Linked DNA regions of Homo sapiens: region 2 is linked to region 1. A link is a loop called in an ENCODE intact Hi-C map of the cell type or tissue named here. Cell type or tissue: heart right ventricle. All regions are shown on one strand. Links, peaks and the distances in the headings refer to the core of each region. The heading gives the core; the rest is flanking DNA.

The links. A loop is a pair of places that touch in the nucleus more often than their neighbours do. Peaks named below come from ENCODE experiments on the same cell type or tissue, not always from the same donor. Only the 100,000 strongest peaks of a DNase experiment are listed, where the experiment ranks them.
Region 2: it touches region 1 in a loop (3-fold over the local background); 70 of 110 quality-filtered maps call a loop at or near these places.

What each region holds. Positions count from the first base shown.
Region 1 is chr1:44,843,101-44,853,132 of GRCh38, reverse strand. It overlaps PTCH2 (patched 2), which reads left to right and starts at 9,880. Exons shown (of 22, transcript NM_003738.5): 1 at 9,880-10,032. It overlaps EIF2B3 (eukaryotic translation initiation factor 2B subunit gamma), which reads left to right. Exons shown (of 12, transcript NM_020365.5): 12 at 2,130-2,611. The coding sequence ends at 2,182. RefSeq lists a silencer at 9,665-9,934. In heart right ventricle, for the core only: no CTCF peak of the experiment used is centred there; no DNase peak of the experiment used is centred there; H3K27ac peaks cover 687 bases.
Region 2 is chr1:44,998,195-45,008,694 of GRCh38, reverse strand. HECTD3 (HECT domain E3 ubiquitin protein ligase 3) reads left to right here. Exons shown (of 21, transcript NM_024602.6): 8 at 1-159; 9 at 374-455; 10 at 1,100-1,282; 11 at 1,424-1,476; 12 at 1,680-1,744; 13 at 1,900-2,003; 14 at 2,579-2,698; 15 at 2,812-2,901; 16 at 3,889-4,095; 17 at 4,318-4,447; 18 at 4,561-4,635; 19 at 4,759-4,840; 20 at 4,955-5,026; 21 at 5,119-6,147. The coding sequence ends at 5,203. Among named protein-coding and RNA genes, the nearest start is that of HECTD3, 7.9 kb to the left of the region's middle. In heart right ventricle, for the core only: no CTCF peak of the experiment used is centred there; no DNase peak of the experiment used is centred there.

The sequences.
Region 1 (10,032 bases), core at 4,524-7,023:
TCATTGATCAGCTTCCAGGGTACTTCCCTACATTTATTAAGAGCTTTAGCCTGTGGTTCACAGTCTTCCTCTCCTCTCCCTCACTTGTCCATAACATCTTGGACAACTTAAACATATTCATCAGTAAACTGTCCAGCTCTCCGGCTTCATGATTCCCTGAACTTCTCTACCAACCTTCATCTGCATTCAGCTTTAGCTCTCCAGTTATATGACCATATCCTATCTTAGTCATTACCCAAAACCTCTAAAATCATCATGTGGCAGTAGCTATGCTAGACACTGGGGATATAATCATAACTACACTGTTCCATCTCTCCTCTCAATGTTCTTGGTTTGTTTTTTTTTTTTTTTTTGAGACAGAGTTTCACTCTTGTTGCCCAGGCTGGAGTGTAATGCTGCGATCTCGGCTCACTGCAACCTCCACCTCTTGGGTTCAAGCAATTCTGCTGCCTCAGCCTCCCGAGTAGCTGGGATTACAGGCATGCGCCACCATGCCTGGCTAATTTTGTATTTTTAGTAGAGATGGGGTTCCATCATGTTGGCCAGGCTGGTCTTGAACTCCCGACCTCAGGTGATCCACCTGCTTTGGCCTCCCAAACTGCTGGGATTAGAGGCATGAGCCACCGCGCCCAGCGCCCTCAATGTTCTTATAGTGAAGTAGAGGAGAGTGGTATAATGATGTAGGAATAGAGATATATATTAGGTACAGTGGTTTCACAAAGCAGGAAATGGACAGTGCAAAAGGGAAGGCATCGCATATTAGAGGTGCTACGTTAGGGCACATAGGGTAGTAAGAGTGCAACAGGAAAAAATGGAGGGGGAAGCATTCTAGGCAGAGGGTTGTGCCAAAGTTCAAAGGTATAAAACAGGGCCAAGTGCGGTGGCTCACGCCTGTAATCCAGCACTTTGGGAGGCCAAGGCAGGGCAGATCACTTGAGCCCAGGAGTTCCAGACCAGCCTGGCCAACATGGTGAAACCCCATCTCTACTAAAAATACAAAAAAAAAAAAAAAAAAAATTAGCCATGTGTGGCGTCATATGCCTGTAGTCCCAGCTACTGGGGAGGCTGAGGCGGGAGAATCACTTGAACCCAGGAGGCGGAGGTTGCAGTGAGCCAAGATTGCGCCACTGCACTCCAGCCTGGGTGACAAAGCAAGACTCCATCTCAAAAAAAAAAAAAGGGATTAAAACAGTATGGCTTACTGGCAAAATGGAGAATAGTGGGAAATGAAGCTGGAGAGGTAGGCAAAGATGTCATGGAGGGCCTTATGGGTTTGACCTTTATAGAAATAATAATAGCCACAACTTATTGAGCATTCACTTACCTTTAACTCATTGAATTCTCACAACAACCCTATGCAGTAGGTGTCATTATTTCCATATTATATATGAGGTATTGCCCTTTCTTATCTCCGTTTATCCTTTTAGCCTCATTTCTTACCCTTATCCCCTCATTTCCTATTCTCTGGCCACACCACAGTATTTCATGGTCCCCTTTCTCCCATCTCACTGTCTTTGCCCTTGCTGTTCTAACAGCCTAGAATCCCTTCCATCACTGCCTGTAGAAACTATTCACCCTTTAAGACCCAGTTTCAGTTCTCCTATTTAAAGCCTCACCACAGCCAGGTATATAGACAGTTGGTCCCATCCTCCTGCATAGGAAGGTGCTCTCTCTCTCATATCCCTATTTCCAAGAGCTTCTCAAGATCACAGCCACAATAGTAGAGAAATAAATTTTTGTGAACACAGAATTAGAAGCAGTTGGGTTTGGCTGGGCGTGGTGGCTCATACCTGTAATCCCAGCACTTTGGGAGGCTGAGGCTGGCAGATCACCTGAGGTTAGGAGTTCGAGACCAGCCTGGCCAACACGGTGAAACCCCATCTCTACTAAAAATACAAAAGTTAGCCAGGCGTGGTGGCGGGCGCCTGTAATCCCAGCTACTCAGGAGGCTGAGGCAGGAGAATCGCATGAACCTGGGAGATGGAGGTTGCAGTAAGCCGAGATTGTGCCACTGCACTCCAGCCTGGGTGACAAGAGCGAAACTCGGTCTCCAAAAAAAAAAAGCAGTTGGGTTTGAAATGTCATCTTGCTGCCAGTTCTCAGAAAACTTTTTTCCTTTTCTTTTGTAGCTAAACGAGTGAATGAGGTGATCGTGGGGAATGACCAGCTCATGGAGATCTGAGTTCTGAGCAAGTCAGACTCCTTCCTTTTGGCCTCCAAAGCCACAGATGTTGGCCGGCCCACCTGTTTAACTCTGTATTTATTTCCCAATAAAGAAGGGCTTCCAAAGGCATGCTGGAGACTTGTGGAGCAGTCCAAAGCTCCATGTCAGGTGGGCTCCAGGTGTACACAGTGTATGTTCATGTGTCATGTGGTAAAGATCATCTGGAGCAAGTGTGTGGGACAGGACAGATACAGTGGCCTAACTCTTGTGTGCCAAGATGTATCGGTGGGGCAGCAGCTGTCCAATGTAAAGCTCCTAGGAAGGCTACTTTCTGACTGGCTGACCCAACCCAGTCCTGAAAGTATCCCTCACCTAAAAGGACCTGGGAGTACTTCAGTCCCTTATCCTAATCAGCCTTTCTAGACCCATAGGCCTAGCTGCTGGCAGTGCCACGCCTGAGCATCAGCCCAGGACTCTGCTCCCATACCTACCATACAGATTCCCAGCCCCTTCCCCCACCTCACCCACAGCCCCACCCTCCATGCTCACCATTCACTCCCTCTCCTCCCAGCCTCTAGCCATTTTCCCTAGTTCAACTAATATCCCTTGGAGACTGAACAGAAGCAGGGGCAGCCCCTGCCTAGCCAACAAGCCTATTCCCACAGGTTCTAGTGGAGATAAGAACATGAAGAGCCATGGTCTGAGCCAAGCCAGACCCCGCTGCACCTCACCTCACTGAGGTTTGCCCAACCTGGGAAGGAAGAGCCAGGAACCTGTATCATGGCTTGAAATTCCTTCTGACTCTCCTCCAGCTGCACTCCTTTATATCCTAATTCTGCAGACTCTCCTGCTTCAGATAATTGAGGAATGAAATTTCCATACTCACAGCCCTTCTAGAGGCCTATCCACCTTCCCTCCACCACCCCTGCTCCCAAACACACATTCACTCTGCTCTCTCCCTGCATTGCTTTTACAGCCTGCAGGTGTTTGGTGGAAGATAAAAGTGGTTCCTGGGGTGAGATTTCACCTCCTAGAATTATCAAAGTAAAGGCTTCTCTTGATGTCTTCACTGTGGGTGGCAGTAATTAGAAAGAATTATTTGAAATACTGGTTTCTGCATTGCTTCAAAAACCTCAAGGCTCTCAAGTTTACTTGAGTAATCTTGCCTATCTTAGTCATAGAACTTGTGAGAGACTCCGTGAGTATTTCTACCCTGGGGGATCTCCACCTCTGTCAGCCTTCTTGAGAGCCCTGGTGCTCCCACTGGTCAGAACAAGGCTCCTGAAAGTTTGCCCTAATCAGGCAGGAGCTGAAATGGCCCGGCAGAAGTGGTTGAAACCAATAGGGCTGAGAGGGATGTGGGGATAAAGAGCTGTGGTGGTGCCCAACATGGTCCCCTTTGGAACTGAAATTAAATTGGTGGGGCCTAGATGGTGCTGGAGACAGAGTCCTGGCCTGGGTGGAAGAAAATCTGTCCTCTGTAATGTTGTTTGGTTTGGGTCAAATCACTCTCTCCTCTCTGACCTTGAGTGTTTCCATCTGCAAAATGAGAAAGTTCGACTGTTTGAATGTTAAAGGCCCTTCTGTTTCTCAGGTTTTGTCCTCTTTCCCAGAGCTTTCTTCCCCTTAGGGTCTCCCAAGGAGCCAGAAGATTGCTCCTTGAGCAGAGAAAAGGGTTGGGAGGGAAAGTGCGGTGGAGGAGTAAAGGGCATTGATTAAACTGTCTCAGAGCCCTCCTATGTACCCTTTCCTGTCCTTCCCCATGGAGCCCTTAGAACCCCTGACAGTGAGACAGAGGAAAAACCTCTCCTGTGCCTTCCCTTTGCACAAGTCCATGGAACGGCCTCTGCATCAAGGAAAGGAAGGAGCTGGAGAAAACAAAAGGTAAAAGCTTTCCCAGAGGAAGGTGTTGTTGAGTTTGAGTCCCAGCTGGGAGCAGCCCCCAGCTCAGGACACTGCTGCTATTGTCTGACAGTTCCAGGACTGGCTGGGTGCCCAAGATGCTTTGATTTTTCTTCTCTTTGCCCTGTTTGTCTGCCAGAAGGCAGGGACAGTTTTTGTTTTCTTTTGGTAGCAGCTACAGAGGGGCTGAGTATGTCTGAAACATAGTGAGCAACTGAATGTCCACTGGCCGGCCACCTCTCCATGGACAGAAATCAGAAAAGCAAGGCAGGCAGAAGAGTTAATAGGGTCTGCCCTGCCTCTCCCAGTGATGCTCAATGAGGGAAGTGGAGGAAGAGGAGAAAGGGGACCTCGAATGCCGAATCAGGGAGGACCCTGGGGATGTGCTGAGGAACAGGGTTCCGGGAGCTTGCCGGGTCAGACAAAACTTGACAGCTGCTACTCCAGGAATCCATCCCCCAGTTACAATTCATCCTTGCCTGCTGGCAAGAGTTCCTTGAGCCGAGAAGACTGCCACTACCCAGGATGATTGCATCAGGGGCCTTCTGCCATGGATAAATGGGGAGCTGCTGCATTGGTTCTTAGCCTCTCTCCTTTCCCCATACTTGAAGTGAGGGCCCATAAGCTCCTGTGAGCCTATAAGACTGCCAAGATTGCCCTCCAAGCTGTTCCCCAAGGCCAAAGGTCGAACTTCTTCCCAGTTCTTCACTACTTTACTATTACCATCCCACTTCCATACTCAGTGGAGAGAGGGAAATTGTGTTTAGCTGTAGCCCCAACAGGAATCTAGGGCCTGCATGGCCTAGTTGAGAAGTTGTTTCTATTTCCAGAGAATTGCAGGGGATACACTTTCTTTATCCACAGCTATCCCTACTCCTAAGGAGGTACATAAACCAGGCCTTTGTATGCAGCTTTCTAAATAGTTAAATGTGTCTGAGGAAGGGGGAGGCCCATGGAAAGGACCACCCAGACAGAAAGTCTAGAAAGCTCTGCTCTAATGAAGCTGACCCAGAGGGAGAGAGACTGGGCAGGAGAACACATTCTACTGGAAGCCAGTATGACCTGTCCTTGGCCTGAGCCATCTGCCACTACCCAGGATGATTGCATCGGGGCCTTTCTGCCATGGATAAATAGAGAGAGGCTGCATTTGTTCTTAGCCTGTCTCCTTCCCCCACACTTAAAGTGAAGGACCATTCCCTAATCTCTGGCTGCAGCCCTGGCACCAAATACTTGATAGGTACGCCAGGCGCGGTGGCTCACGCCTGTAATCCCTGCACTTTGGGAGGCCAAGGTGGGTGGATCACCTGAGGTCAGGAGTTCAAGACCAGCCTGGCCACCATGATGAAACCCCATCCCTACTAAAAATACAAAAAGTTAGCCCGACGTGGTGGCGGGCGCCTGTAATCCCAGCTATTCAGGAGGCTGAGGCAGGAGAATCGCTTGAACCCAGGAGGTGAAGGTTATAGTTAGCCAAGATGGCACCACTGCACTCCAGCCTGAGCAACAAGAGCAAAACTCCATCTCAAACAAACAAATACTTGATAGGTGCTATTGGCCTCAACCTGCCCACAGGGAAGGAGCATACATACCCAGGCTTGGCCCCTAAATATAACAGGTGGTGATGGGGCTGCCCAGGACCCCCACTTCCCTCCTCCACATCTCAGGGTCATTGACTCTGCTTGGCCTAGATAACAGAAGCAGCCAAAAGCTGGCGAGTGAGAAGCCTAGAGGAATGCCAGAGAAAGCAAGCCTGCCTTGCCTCCACCATGAATTAACTCCCACATGAACCCACCCCTGAAGCCAGACTGGTCACTTTACCCAGCACTGTGTGTATGTGAGTGTGGGCTGCCTCACTTTTCCTGGCACTGTTCCTCAGCCATATGTATTATCTCATTTAATCCTTATGTTAATGTCAGAGATTATGTGACTTCCCTGAGATCTCACAACCAGCAAATGAAAGATCCAGACCATGAGCCATTCCTTTTCCTTTTAGATTCTGTCATCCTCCCACCTCTCCCATCCAGTTCCTTTCACTTCTGGAAACATCCCTGAGTACCCCCAACTCAGTGGTTTCCCCTGTGGTCTCTGTGCTCCCCCTCAGGCTATGAACTTCTAAAAAGCAGGTACCCTGCAACACCAGAACCCAGCAAAGGAATGGACACATAAGAGATCCCAAGGCTGGGCGCGGTGGCTCATGCCTGTAATCCCAGCACTTTGGGAGGCCGAGGCGGGTGGATTGCCTGAGCTCAGAGTTCAAGACCAGCCTGGGCAAAACGGTGAAACTCTGTCTCTACTAAAATACAAAAAAATTAGCCAGGCGTGGTGTCACGCGCCTGTGGTCCCAGCTACTCGGGAGGCTGAGATGGGAGGATCACTTGAGCCTGGGCAGTAGAGGCTGCAGTGCACCAAGATCATGCCACTGCACTGCAGCCTGGGTGACAGAATGAGACCCTGTCTCATTGAAAAAATTTAAAAAAAGGAGATCCCAAGACGTTTGTTTCATGAGTCAGTAATGAGATTTAATTAGATTGCTTTTATCCTGTTATTTGGAGAATATCTCTAGTTTAGGCCCAAAACACGTACCCAGGACCAGTGGAAATGACAGTGAAACAAGCTGTTCTATCATAAAGGAGGCTGCTTGCAGAAAGAGAAGAGAAGCCTCTTTATCCCTTCCTATTCCTGGGGTCTATGGCTTTGGCTCTGGCTGAGCTTAGCTGGGCTCAGGAAACCATTTTGTTTGGGAGAAGACAGGTCATTTTGTAGCTTGGAGCAGCCAGACAGCACTAGGCCCTAGGTTGGAAAGGCTGGAAACTGTAGACCCATTTCTTCCATCCTAGTCTTTGAACTATAAGGCAAGAGGTTTCCTTAATAGACAGACTTGGCCTTGGAAGCATCCATAGAAATGGTGGACTTTGTCACAATTGTTAGCAGTGATGGGCCTATGATGAAAGCAGAGTCCCAAGGCCCAAGTGGTTACAAATCTATTTATCCATGGACCTTATGTCTTGCAGAGTCTGGTAAAAAGGAAGGAGATTAAGACTTACTTAAAGCATAGCATCGGGAGTTGTACTCCTGATGACAACCAGTGCTGAGTCCAGGCCACTCCCTGTCTTCAGCTATTGCCCCAAGAGCAAACTAGGGGCCCATACAGACTTAAGTTAGAGGCTGTTTCTATTTCAGAGACTTGCTAGGGGTACAGTTCTTTTTAACCTTAAATTTTTTATGTTATCATTATTATTGTTTTTTGAGGCAGGGTCTCACTTTGTCGCCCAGGCTGGAGTGCAATGGCACAATCACAGCTCGCTGCAGCCTCTATCAACTCTCCTGCCTCAGCCTCCCAAGTAGCTGGGACTACAGGTGTGCGCCACCACACCCAGCTAATTTTTTATTTTTTGTAGAGATGGGGTCTCACTATGTTGCCAGGGCTTGAACTCCTGGCCTCAAGCAATCCTCCCGCCTCAGCTTCCCAAAGGGCTGGGATTACAAGCATGAGCTACCATGCCACTTTATGCTCAGCAGGACACACTCTATAACAGGGAGAAGAAAGTGCTATTCAGGTAGGCTGCTTTTCATGTGCAGTTACTGTTTGGCCAACAGCATCATACATATATTAGTTCCTCCATAGGCATTTTTCTGGGTGAATGGACAAATGGAAATGGCAAACCTGTTAGGTGTTCACCCCTTCAACCTAAATGTTCCTCTTCCCCAGGACTGAGGCTCTAGAGATGATGTTAATTTGCACAAGCTTTCAAAAAATCAGTTGAGCAGTGTGTATCAAGAGCCATAAAAATGTTCATACTCTTTGACCCAAACAACCCACTTCTGGGAATCTGTCCTAAGGATATTCTCCAAATGATTGATTACAAAAACTACATAGTAACATGAAATATTTATGATGGAATGATTTTTTTTAAGTCTGGAAGAACTGACCAAGAAATTTGCCAGAGATAATAGTAGTTGTGTTAGAAAAATTAGCTTATTGTAGATTCATTTTCTCTTTCTCAAACTTTACATATTGGAATATTGATTTTACCCTACTCTGCCACTTGAGGTTTATCAATCAGGAACCCAATAGAAACAGCACACTCAGATAGGATAGTTGAAAGTTTAATAGAGGGACTATTGCCTCTATTCTTCCCAATTTCCAATCCTTTACACCCTGAATTCTGCAACTCTTAGTGACTCACTCAACAATTATTAAGCACCTATTTATTGTCTGGTGAAGAAGGCAGACTTTCAAGTACATAAGTTTTTGTGTCATAAATGCAATTATACATATATAAATTGAGTTGTTATGCAGAGCACAAAGAAGCAATTATCTGCCAGGAGAGAGACATGAATCAAGGAAGGTTTCAAAGAGGGGGTAGGCTGGGTACAGTGGCTCACGCCTATAATTCCAGCACTTTGGAAGGCCCAGGTGGGCAGATGACCTGAGCCCAGGAGTTTGAGACCAACCTGGGCAACATGGCAAAACCCTGTCTATACAAAATTACAAAAATTAGCTAGGTGTGGTGGTGCACACCTGTAGTCCCAGCCATTTGGGAGGTCGAGGTGGGAGGATCCCTTGAGACTGGGAGCTCAAGGCTGCAGTGTGCTGTGAAGGCACCACTGCACTCCAACCTGGGCAACAGAGGGAGATCCTGCCTCAAAAAAAAAAAAAAAAAGGTGGGTTTTGGGGGTGATTCAAGTTCAGTTTTTGAAGATTATCTGCCAAGACAAAAGGACCAAAACATGTACAAAGGCAGGAACGAGGGAACACTGATGTGAGGGAACTATGGGAGAGAAGGCTTTAGCTAGATCACACAGGGCCCTGTGCTCCAAGTGGGCCTTGTGCTTTGGAGCTATCAGATTTGCATGTTAGAGAAATGACTCTGGTCTCAGTGGAGAGAGTGGACTGAAGAGGGCAAGAATGGAAGCCGGGAAGAGTGAACAGAAGAAATCTTGGGCTTTGATTGGGTCGGAAAGAAAGTGTGGCCCTACCCACTTTGATGCCATCTCTAAGACCTACTGCTACCTGACCCCCGACCTCTGGAAGGAGACTGTATTCACCAAGTCTCCCTATCAGGAATTCACTGACCACCTCGTCAAGACCCACACCAGAGTCTCCGCGCAGAGGATCCAGGCTCCAGCTGTGGCTACAACATAGGGTTTTTATACAAGAAAAATAAAGTGAATTAAGCCTGAAAAAAAAAAAAAAGAAAAGAAAAAGAAATTGTGGCCCTAGGCCGGGCGCGGTGGCTCACGCTTGTCATCCCAACACTTTGGGAGGCTGAGGCGGGCGGATATCCTGAGCTCGGGAGTCTGAGACCAACCGGGGCAACATGGCGAAACCCGTTCTCTACCAAAAATACAAAAAGCCGGGCGTGGTGGTGCATGCCTGTGATCCCAGCTACTCGGGAGGCTGAGGTGGGAGGATGGCTTGAGCCTGGAAGGCGGAGCCTGCAAGCCGAGATGGAGCCACTGCACTCCAGCCTGGGTGACAGAGTGAGACCCCGTCTTAAAAAAAAAAAAAAAAGTGTATCCCTAACAGAGCCCGCAAAGGCCCTTTCTCAGCGTAAGCCTCTGGACTTACACTTGGCCGGCGCTGCGCCTCTCCGGGATCCCCCTCCCTCCTCCTCCCTGGGGCCCCGCGGGCGGGAGGGAGGCGCGGGGTGGCCCAGCCTGGGTGGTCTCCCGCCCCGCCCCCTGCGGCGCCGTTACCTAGCAGCGGGCCGGGCCGCGCGGCTAGGGTAATTTGCGGGCCCCTCAGCCAATGGGAGGGCGTCGCCCCGGCCAGCTCCCTTTTCTGGAGCTCCAGCCGCCTCCCGGGGACTGCAGTTGCCACCTCGAGCCCTGCTGTGCGTCTCGGGCCAGCAATTCCGCCTGCGCGCGGGACCCATTCCTCCTCCAGCCGCCGCGGCCCACGGCCCACGGAGCGGGTGAATCCCGGCGCCGCGCCCCGGACCCGCAGCTCCCTGCACTCCTCC
Region 2 (10,500 bases), core at 4,919-7,418, 160 kb before region 1:
GATTGATGTTCGTCTCCGAGGGGTCAAGATCAAGTCATCTAGACAGCGGGAACTAGGGTTGAATGCAGACCTGTTCCAGCCAACTAGTCTGGTGCGATATCCACGCCTAGAAGGCACCGACCCTGAAGTACTGTACCGCAGAGCTGTCCTCCTGCAGAGGTGGCTGTGGTCCTGGACCTATGGGCCCTTCCCTTCCCCCAACATTGAGCCTTGTGTGTCTGCATGGAGGAGGTTCCCAAGGTCTCATAGTATAAGCTGTTCAAGGGTCAGAGAAGCCCCCAGGTCCTGCCTTTTCCTGTCCCTTTATGTTGGGGAGTTGGGGGTGTTACAGGTATGCTAAACTCTTTAGCTGCAGTCTATCTACCCATGCCAGATTCATCAAGATCCTCGATAGTGTCCTGCACCACCTGGTACCTGCCTGGGACCACACACTGGGCACCTTCAGTGAGATTAAGGTGAGCCGACCCAGCCAGTGCTGGTCTTGGCATTTCCCCTTCCTGCTCACGTAGTTGTTCATTCCTTAGCAGAGTTCCTAAAATCTACTCTAGGGCAAGACCTTTGCTGGGTCTGGGAACATAGGAAGAAAGCCAGAACAAATGGTCCAAATTTAGTGTTTGGGAGGCTGTTCCCCAGCCTCCTTGGTATTCCAGAGTGTGTGGAATACCCAAGGGCTATTGACAGCACAGGCAGGGCAGTTTGCGTGAAAGGTACATACAGGGAGTTACCAGCAGCTCAAGATGTCTTGAGAAAAGTGTGCCAGTAGGTGTGAGTATGACAGAGGGATGAGGGTGGAAGGATGTGGGCAGGAGACAGGTCCTGGTTGCAGAGGGCCCTGTGGGCCAGGCTGTGAAGCAAGGACTTTGTCCCAGGGTAGTGGAGCTGTTGGAAAGGTAAGGAAGGTAATGACAGTATTAGATTTTTTTGTTTTAGAAAGCTCTCCCTGGTGGCTGAACTAAGGAGGGGACTGGAGACAAAGACAGGGATGGACTAGACTTGAACTGAAACGGTGGAATTGGATACAGGCAGAGGGGAAAGTTCCAGGGCCTGGACGGAGGCTGACTGCCCACTCATTCCTGCTCTGGCCACCTCTCCTCACTAGCAAGTGAAGCAGTTCCTACTGCTGTCCCGCCAGCGGCCAGGCCTGGTGGCTCAGTGCCTGCGTGACTCTGAGAGCAGCAAGCCCAGCTTCATGCCACGCCTATACATCAACCGCCGTCTTGCCATGGAACACCGTGCCTGCCCCTCTCGAGACCCTGCCTGCAAGAATGCAGTCTTCACCCAGGTCTGCACCACCTAGGGTCCGACTGAGATAGGATCAGTCAAGGGCCAAGGGGGCTAGGCCAAGAGGGACCTGAACAAGTTCTTGGGGCAAGTATAGGGCCAGGTCTTGCTTTCCTATGACTCCTTTCCTCCTTGCCTCCAGGTATATGAAGGCCTCAAGCCCTCTGACAAATATGAAAAGCCCCTGGACTACAGGTATGGCATGAGAGTGAGGGACTTACTCGGGACACCTGTTTGTGCACACAAACACACACAAACACACACACACACACACACACACACACACAACTGCTCGAGGCACCCCTCGCCATGACTGCTTTTCCCAGGTGGTCTCTGAGCTGATGAATTGTGCTGCACCTGGCCCCACATAATGACAAATCTGCCCACGTTTTTTGCAGGTGGCCCATGCGCTATGACCAGTGGTGGGAGTGTAAATTTATTGCAGAAGGCATCATTGACCAAGGTGAGGCCCTGAGGGAGGATCTCAAGGGTCCTGCTTGCTGCCCTATCAAAGTGGTAGAGGCTTTTCACCAGCTAATGATGATGGGGGACCTATTCATTACCCCATTATGGGAGCTGGGCTCTTGAGTGCCCAGCTGAGGGCATCTGTCATTTCAGGGGGTGGTTTCCGGGACAGCCTGGCAGATATGTCAGAAGAGCTGTGCCCTAGCTCAGCGGATACCCCCGTGCCCCTGCCCTTCTTTGTACGCACAGCCAACCAGGTAATCTCCGTTTCCATCTCTGCAAACCTCCCAGGTGCCAGATTGAGCTAGAAAGGGGGCAGAGGAGGGGGCCAGATTGAGCTAGAAAGGGGGCAGGCACAGTGGCTCACGCCTGTAATCCCAGCACTTTGGGAAGCCGAGGCGGGCAGATCACGAGGTCAGGAGTTCAAGACCAGCCTGGCCAATGAAGTGAAGCCCCATCTCTATAAAAATAAAAAATTAGCCGGGCGTGGTGGCACGCGCCTGTAGTCCCAGCTACATGGGAGGCTGAAGCAGGCGACTCGCTTGAACCCAGGAGACGGAGGTTGCAGTGAGCCGAGATCACGCCACTGCACTCCAGCCTGGGTGACACAGTGAGACTCTGTCTCAAAAAAAAAAAAAAATAGAAATAGGGCAGAGGAGGGACTGAGTTGCTCAGGGCAACCTCTGGGCAGACAGGGAGAGGAGGAGCCACTGTGCATTTGAAGGGATCATTTAGTGGAAAATGTTCCCAGTGGAAAATGTTCAGGGAAGTCTTTGGGCCAGGAAAATAGGGTGTATCTCATGCCACACTCACAGCTCTGTCTCTGGGGCAGGGCAATGGCACTGGTGAGGCTCGGGACATGTATGTACCCAACCCCTCCTGCCGAGACTTTGCCAAGTATGAATGGATCGGACAGCTGATGGGGGCTGCCCTTCGGGGTAAGGAGTTCCTGGTGAGTAGCCTTATCCACACCCCCGTCCGATCAGCCCTGGCCCTTGGAAGGAAAGGCCAGCCAAACCTGGGCAGCTCAGGGTGAGAAGACAGTGGGGAGTGTTTGTCACACAGGTCCTGGCCCTGCCTGGTTTTGTGTGGAAGCAGCTTTCTGGTGAGGAGGTGAGCTGGAGCAAGGACTTCCCAGCTGTGGACTCTGTGCTGGTGAGTAGGACCTGGAACCAGTGTTTCCTCTGCCCAGCCCCTAAAGGTTGGTCCTCCCTAAGGCTGTTCTGTACCTTGTTCTTTCACCACACACAAGATCCCTCTCCAATCCATCCACTCCCATGGCTTCAACTACTGTCTGTAGACTCGTGACCCCTAAAATCCTGACCTCTAGCCCCAGCCTCTCCTAAGCCTGGGGCCATATATGTATCTGTACCCTCGACGTTTGCCCCAAGATGGCATCTCAGGCTCAGTGTGTTCTTTATCTTCTCCGAAGACTACTCCCCTCTAGGGCTCCTGCCTCAGAAGGGCACCATGTCCCACTCCTCCCCATCCCAAAGCCCACAGGGCCATCCTTCACCCCTTCTTCTCCCTCGCCACCATATTCTTAAGTCTTCCTCTGTAATCTGTTTGCTTTTCCTGTCTCACTACTGTCTCCCTGCCTGGTTGAGGACACCTTTCCTCCTTAGCTAATCACTTACTAAAAAGCTGGTGTCCCTGTCTCCGTTCTTACCCGTTTGGTCTCCATGCAGCCACAGTAATTCATTTCACTCTCCTTATTTAAACTCATTGATGGCTCGGCCCTGGGCTTAGGATAGAATGCAGAATCTGTAAAGGCCTTACGTGAACCCTGTGTCTCCAGCCACTTGGTTCACATTCAGGCTCCAGCCACACAGTTTCCTTAGGCCTTTTGCTCTTTCCAGCTTTCTCCAAGATGTTCTCTCTCCTAACTTCCCTTATGTCCCAGCCATCATTTGGGTCTCAGCTGAGACACCATTTTCCACAGGATGCCTCCTCTGGCCTCCAAGGCTGGTTAGGTGTTGTCTTGATGCTTTTACAGCTCTTGTACTGACACCCTCATTCCCTGCTGCCTCCATGGGGACTGCCTTGCCTGGCTGTCTCTGCTTCCCTGTGAGCATCTTGTGGAAAGACAGGGACTATCTCCACAGTGAAAAGGTTACCTCCCTGCCTCTCTCCAACCCCTAGGTGAAGCTCCTGGAAGTGATGGAAGGAATGGACAAGGAGACGTTTGAGTTCAAGTTTGGGAAGGAACTAACATTCACCACTGTACTGAGTGACCAACAGGTGGTGGAGCTGATCCCTGGGGGTGCAGGCATCGTCGTGGGATATGGGGACCGTTCTCGTTTCATCCAACTGGTCCAGAAGGCACGGCTAGAGGAGAGCAAGGAGCAGGTAGTACCCAGAGGCTAGTAGAGCAGAGAGCTTTGGCCCCTCCTGAGCCCCAGCTCCTGGGACCCAGAACACAGCCTGTAAGCCACCAGTACTCCAAGAACTCTGGCCCCCACCATTCCTCAGTGCCACCTTTCTGCTGCTAAAAGGCCACAGTGATGCCCCCCAGTGTGAGGCGGGAGGTGTGCCCTCTTCCCCAGCCAAGCCTTTTTACCCACTCCCCAGGTGGCAGCTATGCAGGCAGGTCTGCTGAAGGTGGTACCACAGGCTGTGCTGGACTTGCTGACCTGGCAAGAGTTGGAGAAGAAAGTGTGTGGGGATCCAGAGGTCACTGTGGATGCTCTGCGCAAGCTCAGTGAGTTCCCCAAGGCAGGGCAGGGCAGGGCAGCACAGCACAGCACAGGGGTTGGGGCTCAAGGACTGGGCAAGATGAGACCCAAGAATGAATGCTGGCCTTGTCTCCACCAGCCCGGTTTGAGGACTTCGAGCCATCTGACTCGCGGGTGCAGTATTTCTGGGAGGCACTGAACAACTTCACCAACGGTCAGTGGAGGAGGGCAGGGTGACACCTGGGTTTGGACTCTGCTGCTGAGTTGCAGAGGCAGGGTAGAAGTTGTAGACCCTCCCTCACCATCCATGCAGGCACTGATTTCCTTCTCCCTCCAGAGGACCGGAGCCGCTTCCTGCGCTTTGTCACGGGCCGCAGTCGCCTGCCAGCACGGATCTACATCTACCCAGACAAGCTGGGGTGAGTGCTGGAGGGAGGCCTGAAGGTGCCATGGCCGCCTTCTGTCCTCCCTCCCCACACACGTACATGTGCCCCAACACATCTTCCTGACCTATGGTCCCTCAATGCCCCCAGCTACGAGACCACAGACGCGCTGCCCGAGTCTTCCACTTGCTCCAGCACCCTCTTCCTGCCACACTATGCCAGGTGGGTTTTTTCCTAGGCTCGATTTGGGGCCCAGGGGACCCCATCACCCCTGGTAGCGATGTAGGGACCTGACCAAGTCCCCATTCCCACAGTGCCAAGGTATGCGAGGAGAAGCTCCGCTATGCGGCCTACAACTGCGTGGCCATCGACACTGACATGAGCCCTTGGGAGGAGTGAGGCGTGCCGCCGGCTGTGGGACCAGCAAGACTGCACGTGTCCCTCTTGGCCTTGCCCAGGGCGAAGACACCTTCCCTGCCCTGGTTTGGCTGACGTGCTCAGCAAAACCCCATGTGCCCTGCTCCTGTGTGCAGTTGGGGTAGGGGCAGCTGGCATGGTCAGGTAACACTAGTGGCCCAGCCCCGCAGACCCACAAGCCCTACCCGTGCTGGGGCTTGCTTCCCGAGGTATTTCACCTCTTAAGAGGGAATCTTCCACAAGCCCAGCACAAGCTGCCAGGCCTGAGCTACTTGAAGGGGGCCATCTAGGTCCCCAACCCATGGACTTTGCCTCCATTTTCAGCTCCGCCTTTTTTCTCCTATTTTCTCTCTGGCTTTCTTCAGCCATGACTCACAACTAAAAACATAAAACACTGGAGGTTAGTGGAGGCCCCTCCCCAAGCAGGGAGCCTGGGATGGGCAGGGAGTGATAGCCAAACTCCTTGGTCACCTGCTCCAAGAAGGAAGCAGTAGCTGAGCACCTGCCCTCACATTCTGCTCTTTTCCCCTCTCCCTCCATACCAGAGATGTGGTGAGCTCTGTTCTTCTACCAACCCAGTCTCAACACACAAAGTGCCACCACCTTCCCTGACTCAGAACCCACATCCACTCAATGTGAACTCTACTACCACGACCTCCCCATATTCCTCACTTCTCCATCACCTCCAGCCTGACTCCCTGTCTGCCCTTTCACCCCCAAGATTTTGCACAGGTTAAGGCCAGTTATGGCCTTTTTGAAATCTGTAATAGCTCCCCTTTCCCCAACTCTAAAGCCTAGACCTTAAACCTGTTCCTAGAGCTATGCACACCCCTGCCCCAGTTTACCGTTCCTCCCTCAGGGCCTCCGTGACACTCCATGAAAAGAAGTTCTTGCATACCGGAAAGTTGAATAAATGGATGAATTCATTCCTTCAGAATGTGTTTATTGGGCCCTGGGCTTAGGCACAGGGTCACAAGGAGAAATTGACTTTAGTGTCCTACTCGGAGCCAAGAAGATGGATGTGAAATGCAAGTAGAGGTTTCTCAGTGACAGACTTTGCACAGTTACATATCTGGGGCTGAGCAGAGACGTAAGGGCCCCACTGCGCAGAAAAGGGAAAACAAGCAAACAGGCTGGCCTGGCATTTTCTGGCATGGATATGGTGATTTGGAGGATGGGAGTCCACTTCTGGAGCCAAGTGGGCAGAAGAATTTGACATCATAGAAGACAGAGACGGGAGGGCTGACAAACCAGCCAGGTCAGGGTTGTTGACAGAAGTGGAGGAAGTAGTGTCTTTATTACCCTGCCCCCAACCCGTTGCAGTCCTTTTTGGGTGTTTGTTTGTTTGTTTGTTTGTTTGGGTCTCTGTTGCTTAGGCTGGCGTGTAGTGGTGCAGTCACGGCTTACTCCAGCCTGGGCCTCCTGGGCTCCAGTGATCTTCCCACCTCAGCCTCCTGAGTAGCTGGGACCACAAGTATGCCACCGCTTCTGGGTAATTTTTTGCAGAGATAGGGGTCTCCCTATGTTGAACAGGTTGTTCTCGAACTCCTGGCCTCAGGCATTCCTCCCACCTCAGCCTCCCAGAGTGCTAGGATTACAGGCCTGAGTAGTCTTCAAGAACAAGTACCTGGGGCCGGCGACTCATACCTGGAATTCCAGCACTTTGGGAGGCTGAGGTGGGCGGACCACTTGAGCCCAGGAGTTGGAGACCAGCCTGGCCAACGTGGTGAAACCCTCTCTCTATTAAAAATACGAAAATGAGCAGGGCTTGGGTGCGTGTCTGTGGTGCCAGTTGGGAGACTGAGGTGGGAGGATCGCTTGAGCCTAGGAGGTGGAGGTTGTAGTGAGCCAAGATCATGCCACTGCACTTCAGCCTGGGCAACAGAGTGAGACCCTCTATCCAAAAAAAAAAAAAGGAGTATCAGGGAGAACCCTGTGTACGAACAGTCCCCCTACACCCCCACAGTGGCCAGTCACGCTCTCAAGCACAGCCCCAGGGTCCCAGTCGTCTCAGAGTCCAGGTACAATGTGAGACCTTGTGGTGGCTGATTGTCCAGATAAGTGGCTTGGCGGAGTCTCGCCCTGGCAACTCTTCCCCTTCTTGTCCTCTAGGGCACTCCCTGACACTGCCCTAGTTGGGAAACTTACTGTGCAAGAGGTTGATCTCTGCCTGCACTGTGTGCACCCTGAGACCTATCCCAAAACACGGAACTTGACAGCTCAGTCTCTCGGCTGCCACCGCCTCCCCTGTACCCCTGCACCTTGGGTGGTGAACCCCCTTCCCTTCCAGGAAGCAGAAGGCACAGAAACCCCCAAGGCCACCACTTCCACCCAGCTCTGCTCTTCCCAAGTCAGGGTGCACCTCTCCCTTCTCTCCCCTCAGGAAAGGGCCCAGGCCACGTGCTCCTACAGGAAGTAGCCAGTTTCTGTGCCTGGTATGGTCACATGAACTCTTTAGTCCCTTTTTTACTCACACTGTATATTTTGTAGCCTGCATTTCATTTAACCCTTCATTCATTCAATAAACTAATATGCATCAAGCCCCTAGGTCAGGCACTGCACTAGGTGAATGGATAAAATCGTGGCTAAAGCAGTGATAATTTTTACCCTTATGGGATTTAAACTCTAATGGGAAAGACATACAAACAAAGAGTTGCATAAACAACACTTAAGAACACTTTTGTAAAAGCTACAAAGAAGTGAAAATTGTTAGGGGACAGAACAGGATCGTTCTAACCAATGCAGCTCAATGAAATGCGAAATTCCTAAGGCATGTAACTCAACACAGAGGCCAGCTGAGAAGACTGTTGAGTACTGTGTTGCTGGAGTGTAAAAGAAAGAGAGAAATGAGACTCCAGTCTTATAAGGCCAGTTTTAGGATTTTATAATGAGCAGCCCTGAGGGCATTAAGCAAGAAAGTGACATAACTATATTTGCCTTGGTGGCTGTGTAGAGAATGGGTTGAGAAGGATACAGGTGGCAGGGATTAATCAAAGCAGGAAATGATGACGACTGGGCCAAGGGGGCACTCATTTTAACCATTATTATTATTATTATTTATACAGCGTGTCTGTCGCCCAGGTTGGAGTGCAGTGGCGTGATCTCGGCTCACTGCAACCTCCGCCTCCCGGGTTCAAACAATTCTCCTGCCCCAGCCTCCTGAGTAGCTGGGATTACAGGCGCCCGCCACCATGCCCGGCTAATTTTTTATTTTTAGTAAAGACGGCGTTTCACCATGTTGGCCAGGCTGGTCTCGAATTCCTGACCTCATGTGATCTGTCTGCCTTGGCCTCCCAAAGTGCTGGGATTACAGGCATGAGCCACTGCGCCTGGCCGACCATTATTTTTATAGGTAGCAATTGTATTACATTATAAGGAACTTTCATAATTTGTATTTATTTTAAAACCTCTACAGATGGACATTAAGATTGTTCACAAATTTTCAACACTAAAAACTACAGATGTTGCAATAAACATCCTCATGCATATACCATTGCAATATCTATTTATTTCCTTAGAATAACTTCTTAAAATGACTTCATCAAACTGCGAAACTGCCCTGTAAGAAGGATGAATCAATTTTCATTCCCTCTAGTGTCTATTTCCTAAACTCTCACCACCTTTGAGCATTAACACTTAAAAATGTTTTTTGTCAATTCAGTGTGCTGGAAAATGGTAAAATTGTTATGTTTTATTTGCATTGCTTTGTTTACTATATGGAGCCATTATTTTTCTTCTTTATGAGCTATGCTTCATATATTTTTGTCCATTTTTCTGTTGTCTTCATTATATTTTTCTTATTGATTTGTAGCAACCTTTGCATGGTACTAAAATAATAAAAGCTTGGTAGTTGCTGATCATCCTCTTAGCAAAGCACTGTGCTAAGTAACATACATTTACTGTCTTGTTTTATCTTTTCAACAACTCTGTGAAGTAAGTACTATTACTATGCCCTTTTCCAGATGAGAAACCTAGAGCAACGAGGAATTAAATTACTTGCCCAGGATAAGTGGTTAAGTGATGGAGATTAGGATGGTAGTCTGCCAGCTCCAAAGCCAACTGACTCAGTAACTGAGGTGTTATATCCTAATCCCTTTGTCCGTCATGTCAGGTGTTGCAAATGTTTTCCTAGTCTGTCCTTTGCCTTTTAATTTCATGCATGTTCTTTTCTAATGTAAAAAGTTCAAAAATTTTTTAATAATTTTTTTTTTTTTAGATGGAGTTTCGCTGTTGTTGCCCAGGCTGGAGTGCAATGGCGCGATCTCTGCTCACCGCAACCTCTGCCTCCCGGGTTCTAGCAATTTTCCTGCCTCAGCTTCCTTAGTAGCTAGGATTATAGGCATGCGCCACCACGCTCGGCTAATTTTGTATTTTTAGTAGAGACGGGGTTTCTCCACGTTGGTCAGGCTGGTCTCGAACTCCCGACCTCAGGTGATCCGCCTGCCTCAGCCTCCCAAAGTGCTGGGATTACAGGCATGAGCCACTGCGCCCAGCCACATTTTTTAATAATTTATTTATTTTTGTTATGATTATTTTTTTAGACAGGGTCACTCTGTCCCCCAGGCTGGAGTGCAGTGGCATAAGCTTGGCTCACTGCACCCTCCACCTCCAGGCCAAGTGATCCTCCCACCTCAGCCTCCCAAGTAGCTGGGACTACAGGCATGCACCACCACACCCAGCCAAGTTGTTTTTTTTTTTTTTTTTTTTTTGTAGAGCTAGGGTCTCAGCATGTTGCCCAGGCTGGTCTTGAACTCCTGGGCTCAAGCAATCTGCCTGCCTCGGCCTCCCAAAGTGCTAGGATTACAGGCATGAGCCACCACGCCTGGCCAATAATTTTTTATTTTTCATTTTTGTGGGTATATAGGTTTATATATTTATGGGGTACATGAGATGTTTTGATACAGGCATGCAATGTGTTATATTCACATCAGGGTAAATGGGGGTATTCATCCCCTCAAGCATTTATCCTTTGTGTTGCAAACAATCCAATTATACCGTTTTAGTTGGTTTGGTTTGGTTTGGTTTTTTGAGACAGAGTTTTGCTCTGCAGGCTGGAGTGCAGTGGCATGATCTCGGCTCACTGCAACCTTCACCTCCCAGGTTCAAGCGATTATTCCACCTCAGCCTCCCAAGTAGCTGGGATTACAGGCGCAAGCCACCATGCCTGGCTAATTTTTGTATTTTTAGTAGAGATGGGGTTTCACCATGTTGGCCAGGCTGGTCTCAAACTCCTGACCTCAGGTGATCTGCCCAACTCAGCCTCCCAAAATGCTGGGATT